Regions from separate parts of the Homo sapiens genome. Here region 2 is linked to region 1. A link is a loop called in an ENCODE intact Hi-C map of the cell type or tissue named here. Cell type or tissue: sigmoid colon. All regions are shown on one strand. Links, peaks and the distances in the headings refer to the core of each region. The heading gives the core; the rest is flanking DNA.

The links. Hi-C counts contacts between places; a loop is a spot of excess contacts. Peaks named below come from ENCODE experiments on the same cell type or tissue, not always from the same donor. Only the 100,000 strongest peaks of a DNase experiment are listed, where the experiment ranks them.
Region 2: it touches region 1 in a loop (5-fold over the local background); 1 of 110 quality-filtered maps calls a loop at or near these places.

What each region holds. Positions count from the first base shown.
Region 1 is chr6:154,590,040-154,595,600 of GRCh38, reverse strand. No RefSeq gene overlaps it. Among named protein-coding and RNA genes, the nearest start is that of CNKSR3, 82 kb to the right of the region's middle. In sigmoid colon, for the core only: no CTCF peak of the experiment used is centred there; a DNase peak (open chromatin) is centred at 2,290.
Region 2 is chr6:154,454,231-154,459,791 of GRCh38, reverse strand. All of the region lies in intron 1 of CNKSR3 (CNKSR family member 3), which reads left to right. Among named protein-coding and RNA genes, the nearest start is that of CNKSR3, 54 kb to the left of the region's middle. In sigmoid colon, for the core only: no CTCF peak of the experiment used is centred there; a DNase peak (open chromatin) is centred at 2,552; H3K4me3 peaks cover 494 bases.

The DNA.
Region 1 (5,561 bases), core at 361-5,360:
TAAGCTAAAGCAAATACTTCTTTTCCTTATGCTTGTTAAATAAGCCAAATACACTCTTTGCTCCCTTGGAATTTTCTTGTATTTTATTTATTCTTTTTTTTTTAAATGTGAAAAGTGTGCCAGACAACTAAGCAGATTGCTGGGTATGTTTCATATGGATTAGCAAGAAACCTTAGAGCTTCAGAAGGTTTCAATTAGGCAATTAAAAAAGAATTTGAAAAGAACTTTTTAAAAAGTTTCTTGTTTGTTTTGTTTTGTTTCAAGCCAAAAGAAAGATGGCTGGGGATGGGATCTGGGGAGCATGAGTGGGGAAAGGGAGGAATTACCAGGGGGCAGGAGAAGACTTTGGGGTGATGGATATGTTCATTATCTTGATTGTGTTGAGACTTCACAGAAATAAACATGCCTCAAAACCAATTAAACTGTAATTTTAAAAATATGTGCCATTTGTTCTATGTCCGTTATGCCTCAGTAAGGTTGTTCTTAAAAAATAAAACCAGGCTGGGTGCAGTGGCTCATGCCTGTAATCCTAGCACTTTGGGAGGCCAAGGTGGGAGGACTGCTTGAGGACAGGTGTTGGAGACCAGTCTGGGCAACATAGCAAGATCCCATCTCTCAAAAAAAAAAAAAAAATTATCCAGGTGTGGTGGTGCATGCCTGCAGTCCCAGTTACTCCAGAGGCTGAGGAGGATTGCTTGAGCCCAGGAGTTGAAGGCTATAGTGAGCTATGATCATGCCACTGCATTCCAGCCTGGGCGACCGAGTGAGACCCCTATCTCCAATACGTACATACATACATAAAAAATAAAACCAGTGAAACATCAGTTCAGAGTCTTCTGTAAAAGACTCAGGGAAGGAGAAAGGGCCAAAGGACCAGAAACTGCTGAACATGCTTTTCCGAATGGCCAGAGAGGATGGGGAAATCACTATTAGTAACATGCTGTCCACTCAGCTTATGGGTAGGAGCCAGATCTGATGACTGACACCATGGCCAAACGCCATTTTTTTAAATCTTTTTTGATGAAGTCTCGCTCTGTCATTCAGGCTGGAGTGCAGTGGCATGATCTCTGCTCACCGCAACCTCCGCCTCCTGGGTTCAAGCAATTCTCCTGCCTCAACTTCCCAAGTAGCTGGGACTACAGATGTGCAGTATCATGCCCAGCTAATTTTTTTTTTTTTTTTTTGAGACAGAGTCTTGCTCTGTTGCCAAGCTGGATTTCAGTGGCTCTATCTGGACTCACTTCAACCTCCACCTCCCAGGTTCAAGCGATTCTCCTGCCTCAGCCTCCCGAGTAGCTGGGACTACAGGTGCATGCCACCACGCCCAGCTCATTTATTGAGCTGGTTTCACCCTGTTGGCCTGGCTGCTCTTGAACTCCTGACATCAGGTGATCCATCCACCTACCTCAGCCTCCCAAAGTGCTGGGATTACAGGAGCCACTGCAAACGGCCGGAACTGGTTTCAAATGCAAATCTGATCTATCACTCAGCCTCTGCCTCCCAGGTTCCAGCGATTCTCTTGCCTCAGCCTCCTGAGTAGCTGGGATTACAGGAACATGCCATCACACCCGGCTAATTTTTGTATTTTTAGTGCAGACAGGGTTTCACCATGTTGTCGAGGCTGGTCTCGAACTCCTGACCTCAGGTGATCCCCTACCCCTGCCTCAGCCTCCCAAAGTGTTGGGATTATAGGCGTGAGTCCCCGCGCCAGGCCCCAAACACCATTTTCTCATGAGTGGTGCTTCACATGGCTTCTTCCCAGATCTGCTTTCACTCAACTCTTTGCCCTAGGTTTTCCGAGTTCCTTGATTACCTTTGCTTGGGGTGGGAGATGGGCCTTCCTTATGCTTTAAAAAATTACCTATTTATTTTTCAGACGAGTGCAACAAGGATTTATTAAATGTAATTATATAATTTATCTGAAGGTTCCTCGAACACATAAATTGTAGGCTAAACTCTCAACCATAATCTCTAGGGTGTTTCTCAAATTCTTAGGTTTTACTGGAATTCACGGGAGTTCCATCGTATAAGCTTCTCTGTGGAATAAATGGGAGAAAGGCTTGCAAGCAGAGGTAGAACTCCTGCTGAAGGTGGTTAGAAATTGGGATTTATATTGACAGCACAGACACCGCCTGGGACTGCGCCTGGTGAGGCAGGAGATCTGGTTACTCTAGCAGTAAGAGTCTGTGACCTTCATAAAAGTAGAAAGCAATGTGCCCAGTTCACCGTCTGCGTGTGTGTTAGAGGCATAAGCAAGGTTCTCAAGGGTAAAGAGAGCCAGATCTGAGTTTGCTGGCTGAACTTACCTTACATGGTGCTGGGGAGAGAGCTGGGGGAGGGAAGGCAGGCGGGGATTACTCACAAGGATTCAGAGTCCGCCCCATGACATAGATTGATAGCTCCCTATGGGGCTTTGGTGAGCCCTACACCTTTTAAAATTTCACATAAAGCTTCGACTGGAGAAGCATCTGAACCACATACCAGCAAATCTCTGGACACGGCAACACATTCAGACTCTTCTATTTGAGGAAAACATTGGCCAAAACAAGTAGGGCTTTTCTTCAATTCAGCTTCCTAGTGGTCATGATCTTTGCAGCCCAGAAAGCAAAATTTAAGCAGACTTCTTTTGGTGACTTGTTTTGTTTTGTTGTTTTAAAAATGGTATAATTATTTTTTAAAGCTTGTACTTCCTTTTTGGCACTCTTACAGAATTGCCACCAGGCCTAAGAGCTAGAATGGGAAAAGAAAGAGTAGGTGACAGTGTCACAGAGATGCGAATTAGGGAAAGGTCTTCAATACGGAAATATCTTTAATATCCTGCCTGGCTACGACAGTGACAGGACCTTTCTTGGATAAGCTCTCATGAACCTACGATAATTAGGTTTTATTACGTCATATTGAACAGCCTTTCCTAATACGGCAGCCTTTTCCTAATGCGGTGGTGCTCAAGGCTCTCCCTGATTTTATTCCTGCTTATCTCTCTAGCCCTGTCTCTCAAACTCGCTTCAGTCATAGTGTATGTTCTAGATATATTCAACCTCTTCTAGTGCTCTTCCCCCAACGCCCCACATAGAAGTCAGTAAAGACATTAAGAAGAGTTATTTTAGATCTCCAGTTCCTTTTAATTGCTATCTTCTCTGTAGAGAATGTTCTTCCTTTGACCTCACTCCTTCTCTGGTTTTAACTCTCAGTGGTCACTGCTTCCAGGAAGCCCTCCCAAACTCCCTCTCTTACTCCTCCCCAGGCTGAGTTAGGATTCCTTCTCTTTGCCTCCTTAATATCTATGTAGCTAGAACTTTGCGCTATATTATTTTATAACTACCATATACATTCATGAGTGGATGAATCAATGTTTGTCACCATTGGACTAAAAGCAAATTAATTTTTTTTTTGAGACAGGGTCTGGCTCTATCACCCTGGGTGGAGTGCAGTGGTGTGATCTCAGCTCACTGCAAGCTCCACCTCCCAGTCTCAAGCCATCCTCCCACCTCAGCCTCCCAAGTAGCTGGGACTACAGGCACGTGCCACCACTCCTGGCCAGTTTTTTGTATTTTTAGTAGAGATAGGGTTTTGCCATGTTGTCCAGGCTGATCTTGAACTGGTAAGCTCAAGTGATCTCCCTGCCTCAACCTCCCAAAGTGCTGGGATTACAGGCGTGAGCTACAGTGCCTGGCCTAGCAAATTAATTTTCTTAATGTATGAATTTCATCTAAACTTTATGTTTATTTTTTTTAAACATTTAAAAAAATGTATCCCTACCACGGCTCACTACAACTTCTGTCTCCCTGGCTCAAGCAATCCTCCCACCTCAGCCTCCCAAGTAGTTGGGACTGCAGGCACGAGCCACCACGCCTGGCTAATTTTTGTATTATTTGTAGAGACGGGGTTTCACCATGTTGGCTGGGCTGGTCTCGAACTCCTAAGCTCAAGTGATCTTCCTGCCTCGACCTCCCAAAGTGTTGAGATTACAGGTGTGAGCAACCATGCCTGGCCTAAACTTCATTTTTACGTTAGATTACAAAATAATAACTGTATGACATTAAAAAATTTAGAAAATTATGCTATTTAAGGAGTCACCCACTAAACAAAGGCATTCCTTCTCTAATGTTCCAGATTCTCCATTTTATCACCACACTCTTTAGAGACTTTGCTCCAAGTCTGCAGTAAACTTAAGCAAATTTATTGCTTAGAAGTCAAAGTAGAAAGTTGTTTACTGCTGTATCTCTAAAGACTAACACAGGCCTGACATACAGTGGGTGTTGAATAAATGAAGCTTTATCCCAGTTTTTCTATATGTGGTCCCATTTCTCTATTTCCTTTTTTTTCATTTTCATTTTTTAAAATCAAAATGCCAATCTGTAAGAATGAGGGAGGGGCCTTCAGAGAGTACTGTCTCAAAGGTGATAAAAGTCAACCTTTGGGAGACCACTGGTGCATTTGAAACAGTCACAGACTTGGTTTCCAAACCAGCCCTTTCCCACCTCCTCACTCAGAAACAAACTGGACTTTAATGGTTGGCACAGTGAATGTGGAGTAGGTGTTTCCAGGGCTCGATAAAATTGCACATGAACCTGAGAAAACAACTGGTTGACACATTTCCAAGAAAGACAGGTGTGCAAACGATTCCTGCTGAGCGTAGGTGCGATGCTGTTTACATTACTACTCTTGAGCCCAGCTTTGCTTTCCCATTTCCTCAGAGTAAATATGTGCACATATTAGATATAAGCAGATGCATGGAATTTACATGCAACTGTGTTATCAGATCTGAGTAACACAGGTTTTGTTGGCCCCACAATAATGGATCTGTATTTAACTCTCAGTTTATTACATGTCAGCTTTAGTTTTCTTGGAAATGAGAAATGCATGTATTTGAATGATTATTTTAAAGGAAAATGGTGATAACATAATGAATAGGAAGTGTCGCTTCCAAACTGCTATTAGTGGGCATACAAGGTCATTTTTTCCAATGTCCTTTTTAATTAAGCAAACACGGAAAGTATTTGAACAGCATCTTTATTTTTGAAGAAGTGCGTCATCTCAATTAGTGGAGGTCTGTAAATACTGAGGGAGAAAGTGGTTAGCAAAGTTCAAATATATTTTATTTTTCAATCTTCTGAAATATTGATGATTATTATATGTTCAAATGGTAAACTTTAAAAAATCATAATTCCAAAAGCTGGACATTAGGACTTAAAGTTTATAGAATCTGTTCCACAAATTAATATCACTAAAAAATTTAGCAAAAAGCAGGGTAACCTACCTTTTGAATTTCTGAATGCAGGCAAGAATGTGAAGCAGTCTGATCTATTCATTAAGCGCACATGAGTGTAATTATTTTTAGCTGTACAGATAAACCAATGGAATTTGAGATGGCTAGAATATTCAGGCTAGATTTCCTGCTTAATTATTCAAAACACAAATGAATACCCAAACAAAGGAAGATGGTTGTGATTATATCATTCAAAATATAATAGGGTTGAGTTTTGTCAAAGTTTTCTTCTGTAGAAGTCCAAAACTTGGGAATTACCAATTCAATGTACAATAAGGAGGTATCATTGGAT
Region 2 (5,561 bases), core at 418-5,417, 140 kb after region 1:
ATGGATGTGTTTGCTAGTTCCAAATTTTGTTTAAATAATATGTCTTCTACTTATGTTGTGAAACTCAAAGTGTGGTTGTTCGTTGGTTACGTCTTCCGATGTCTTCAGGGTGACCTAAGTCTTAGAGAACATTGGTTACTAACAAGAAAGTTGAGTTTGCTTTGGGAACAAGAAAGCGCTTTAGGGTTGACTGTCCTTCCATTCCACCTGTTTTTGCCTTTTGTAAGAAATTGAAGCTGTGGGCTCATTACTACGTATTTGGTAGCTCTTCAGCAATGTGTAGATCAGCTTTTCCCAAATGGGTAAGAGTCTAAACTTTTATTTTCTCTTCTGCATTACTGTTCTTTCAGCTTGGTACCCCAAAAAATGGCCAGTGGGGTGTCCCTTATCCTCAAAATCAGTCATTCCATTTCAGAAACAAAGTGAAAGAACTTTGCTGGTTGTAAGTTGGGCTTCCCAGGGTTCTTGGTGGTTGGATCTTTATTATGTGTTTGGATTTCACAGGGCCCCTGCTTCCAAGGGAGCAGCAGTTCCAGCTCACAGCTCTGATCAGGGTCAAAACCCGACTTACATGCATCGTCTTTATATGGTTTTTTTCAAGACCAAGTTCATTCATTTGCTAGTCTTTCTTTCTTTCCTTTCTTTCTTTCTTTCTTTCTCTCTCTTTTTCTTCTCTTTCTTTCTTTCTCTCTTTCTTTTTCTTCTTTCTCTTTCTTTTTTTCTTCTTTCTTTCTTTTTCTTTCTTTTGTAGCTTTGAGGATATTTAGGACTTAAGTTTCTGGGCAGCTTATTTCCTTTTTCATTCTCTGCTCTTGTAAGTAAAGGTAACTTCTGAGTAGCTCAAACATATGTTGGAACTATGGATCTTTAGACCTGAAAGAAGCACGGCAGCTTTCCAATCCAGTTTTCAGACATTATGTTTCATCATGGTCCCCGTTCTTCAAATTAAATTTAACCACAAACCTCGAAGGATGACTGATAAAATCAGAGCTGCAATTAGTAGTGTGCGTGGGTGTCAGTTCTAATGGAAGCCTGCTAATCCACTGATGGGAAGCCTGAGAACCAGAACTAAGTGAGTTAGCCAGTGTTACTGGGGCAGGACAGGGAGTACAGCCAGGAGGAGAAATTGGGCTCATTTAGGTAGAAATCAGATTAGTGGCAGCTGGGGACGGGGCTGTAGGGAGGGAGTAGGCAGCAAAGGGGCCCGAGGGAACTTTTTTTGGGGGTGATAGGAATGTTTCTATCATGATTGTAGTGTGGTTGAATGACTGCCTGTTTGTCCAAGCTCACTGAGTTGTACCCTGGAAATTGGTGACTTTTAATGTCTATAAATTATGCCTCAAGAGAACTGACAAAAAGAAAATAATAAAGTGGCTCAAAAGTTGTAAGGAACCTCCTAAAACATTCAGGTCTTTCATTAGGGGAGGGGGGAGCATTTTCTATGGTTTTAAATTCAGTGTAACTGTATGAAATGATTCCTTAAAAAATACAACAAAAAAAGAAAAACTCACATTCCCTTAATTCCAGACTAGACTGGTGGAGTCTATTTTTCTGGTCGGCAGAGGTCATCATCACTCTGTACTCATCGCTGCTGTCAGTTATACCAAGGGCCTGTAAACCTGGGCCAGGTAGTAAATATTTTAGGCTCTGTGGGAGAGCCATACGTCTCTATCACAGCTATTCAACTCTGCCATTGTAGTACAAAAGCAGCCAGAGGCAATCTGTAAACCAAGGAGTCATGGCCGTGTTCCATTCAGACTTTGTTTGCAGAAACAGGCAGCTGGCAGGATTTGGCCTGGGTGCTGTTTTTGCCAACCTGTGCGTGACATTTTTGTTACTTTTGGAGAAACTCAGCAGAACAGGTGCTTACTGTGTCCTCACCAGTAGGGTGAGTTACAGGATGATGGGACTGCAGGGAGGTTTGGAAGAGGACGGGTCCCAAAGGACTTGAGATGCTGTGTTGAGCTAATGGACTGGGATCTGTAAAGGACAGGATGGTTTTGCTCAGATGGAATGATAGAGGATGAATTAAGAGGAAGAAGGGAGTGAGCATGGCCACCACTTTCTAGGTTATTGCAGAAATCCGGGCAAGACATAAGTTCAGCTGTGACAGTGACCACGAGCAGAAGGGGACATGGTGAAGGGATACTCTGCAGAGACAAATGACAGAACAGAATGCAGAGAACGCCTGTAGCTGGGATTACAGGCCACCACGCCCGGCTGTTTGCATTTTTAGTAGAGACAGGGTTTCACTATGTTGGCCAGGCTGTTCTCGAACTCCTGACCTCAGGTGATCCACCCACCTTGGCCTCCCAAAGTGCTGGAATTACAGGTGTGAGCCCCTGCATCTGGCCCACTGCTGGGTTTCAAACATAGTATTATTGAACAACCTCAAATTGCTATATTTAAATCAACTCTTTATCAACTAGTCCTGAAAATTAAGGCCTACAGACATCAACAAAACGAGCGACAGAAGAAAGGCATTTCCAAGTGATGTAACTGGGTGACTCATCTCACGAAAGGGCACTCGGAGGCCTACCAGTAGACCACCTTTCTGGCTTTTGGCATGCCCTGACATCAGCCTTGCTCCCTCCATTAATCATACTACGCTCACATAGAAGCCAAAACATGTCACGCTTCTGTTTGAAAGCTGTCTTTTTGTTCTTAGCAACATGTCATGTTTGGGGGAAGTTATAATATACTGGCCAGTGGTGTCAGTAAGTCGGGAAGGCTAAGGAGCTTTGATGTCAGGTCTTTACCATTTAATGTTTTTCAAAGTATTGGGAATTCTGAGAATATTGTGGTCAGGTGTAAATGTACCCCCCAAATCCTGTTTCCGTCCCTCTGGTTCAGATAATAATAAGCTGACCTACCCCTGAACCCCGTCTCCTTTGTAATGGAGGTCGATTTCCAGTAGAGAGTATCTTACATATAGTAGTTGCTTCCTAAAGTTTGTTGAATTAAATTGAATTTGTGTGAGTCTGTGATGATTCTCCTCGTGGAAGAGCATAGTCTACCAAAATCCTGTTGGAGCAAATTTTTGCATCACATGTCACTTTTTTTTTTTTTTTTTTTTTTTTTTTTGAGACAGAGTTTCATTCTTGTCACCTAGGCTGGAGTGCAATGGCATGTTCTCAGCTCACTGCAACCTCCATCTCCCAGGTTCAACTGATTCTCCTGCCTCAGCATCCTGAGTAGCTGAGAATACAGGGGCCCACCACCAAGCCCAGCTATTTTTTTTTTTTTTTGTATTTTTAGTAGAGATGGTGTTTCACCATGTTGGCCAGGCTCGTCTCGAACTCCTGACCTCAAGTGATCCACCCTCCTTGGCCTCTCAAAGTGCTGGGATCACAGACGTGAGCCACCGCGCCTGGCACATGTCACTTGTGATTCTTAAAAGTCTTGAGTGAGATGAGAGTCTACAAGCTTTAGCTAAACTGATTTCTGAATTTAATCATTAAAAAAACAAAACAAAACAAAACAAAAACCCAGAAAACAAAAAACAACCTGAAAGCACAAAACCCAACTCAGGTGAGAGTACTCAATGCAAAACATTGGAAGAACCACTCTGGGCTCCTGTATTTGAAGAATTGTAGCTTCTGCCAACTTGAGCTTGCTAAGCTGGAAGCAAAGCCACAGAAGGTGTGGTCTGTGGGACACTTTCCACTAAAGTGGTCATGATGACCATTTGCTTTCTGGGACCTAGTTCATCATCTGATTTTACTCTTTTACAGAAAATGAGAATAGCCATAGTTTTTTGTTGTTGTTGTTTTGTTTTTTGTTTGTTTTTTTTTGCATTGGGGCATTTACTCTAACTTCTTAGTCTTCATGTATATAATCCTTTCTACACTTAGGGGAGATTAATTAATTAATAAAAATTCTTAGTACAAGGCAGGTATCTTGTCAAAGACTGATACTGAGAGGCTTGGAGTTTTATTTTGTTTATGATATTTCTCTTTGTGCAGAAATGACCTCCTTTAATCTTGAAATGTTGAAATGTGCAGCAAATATCTGTAACTGATATCACAATCAATAGTTTAGTTGCTTATTTGTATAAGAAAATAAAAGCAGGCCAGGCATGTTGGCTTATGCCTATAATCCTGGCACTTTGGGAGGTCGAGGCAGGTGGATTGCTTGAGGTCAGGAGTTCGAGACCAGCCTGGCCAACATGGTGAAACCCTGTCTCTACTAAAAATACAAAAATTAGCTGGACGTGTTGGCGGGTGCCTATAATCCCAGCTACTTGGGAGGCTGAGGCAGGAGAATTGACAAGAGTGAAAGAAACTCTGTCTGAAAAAAAAAAAGGAAAGAAAATAAAAGCAGATGACTTCTGTGCATTGGTGTGATATTAATATTTATGTGGAGCTCTTTGTCTTTCTTCTTGCCTCATGTGTTTATTTTACAAATATTTATTGAACACCAGCAATGTTCTCCACACCAGTGGAGGAAGTAGTGAACAAAACAAAATCACTATTTTTTTTTTGGTTTTTTGAGATGGAGGCTGGAGTGCAATGGCATGATCTCGGCTCACTGCAACCTCTGCCTCCCAGGTTCAACTGATTCTTCTGCCTCAACATCCCGAGTAGCTGGGATTACAGGTGCCTGCCACCACGCCTGGCTAATTTTTTTTTTTTTTGTATTTTTAGTAGAGATGGGGTTTCACCATGTTGGCCAGGCCTCGTCTCGAACTCCTGACCTCAAGTGATACACCCTCCTTGGCCTCCCAAAGTGCTGGGATTACAGATGTGAGCCACTGTGCCCGTCCAAAGTCACTGCTTTTGTGATGCTTACGTTCTGATATAAATCATAAAAATTTTTTAGGTGAAACCAATGATGATTGCAGGCTCTCACATTTGGGAACACGTTCTGGGAAAGGTAATAACATAGCCATCTAAGCATTTGGGAGTTTCTGTGTCTCTTTAGCAACTTTTATTCTCTTTCAAAAATTTTATTATTATTTTTTTTTTTTCTGCCAGGTATAGTGGCTCACACTTGTAATCCTAGCACTTTGGGAGGCTAAGGCAGGAGAACAGCTTGAGCCCAGGAGTTCAAGACCAGCCTGGGCAACATAGGGAGACCTCGTTTCTACAAAAAAATGAAAAATTAGTTGGGTGTGGTGGCACACACCTGTAGTCCCAGCTACTTGGGAGGCTAAGGCAGGATCATCACTTGAGCCCAGGTATTCAAGGCTGCAGTGAGCTATGATCGTGCTGCTATGCTGCAGTGAGACCCTGTCTCAAACAAACAAACAACAAATTTTTTCTGTTAATAGAGATGGGGTCTTGCTATGTTGTCCAGGCTGGTCTCAAACTTCTGGCCTCAAGCAGTCCTTTTGCCTTGGCCTCCCAAAGTGCTAGAATTATAGGAGTAAGCCAGCATGCCCAGCCAGCAACTTTTATTCTGAACATTTAGAAAATTGAGGACCTGAATAAATCACATTTTAAAATTTAACTAAATTTACAGAGTATTTACTGTGTGTTCCATGGTGTTTTAAGTTCTTTATAAACATTAACATTAAATTTTCATTACAGTTCTATGTAGTGGGTAGTATTAGTATTCTC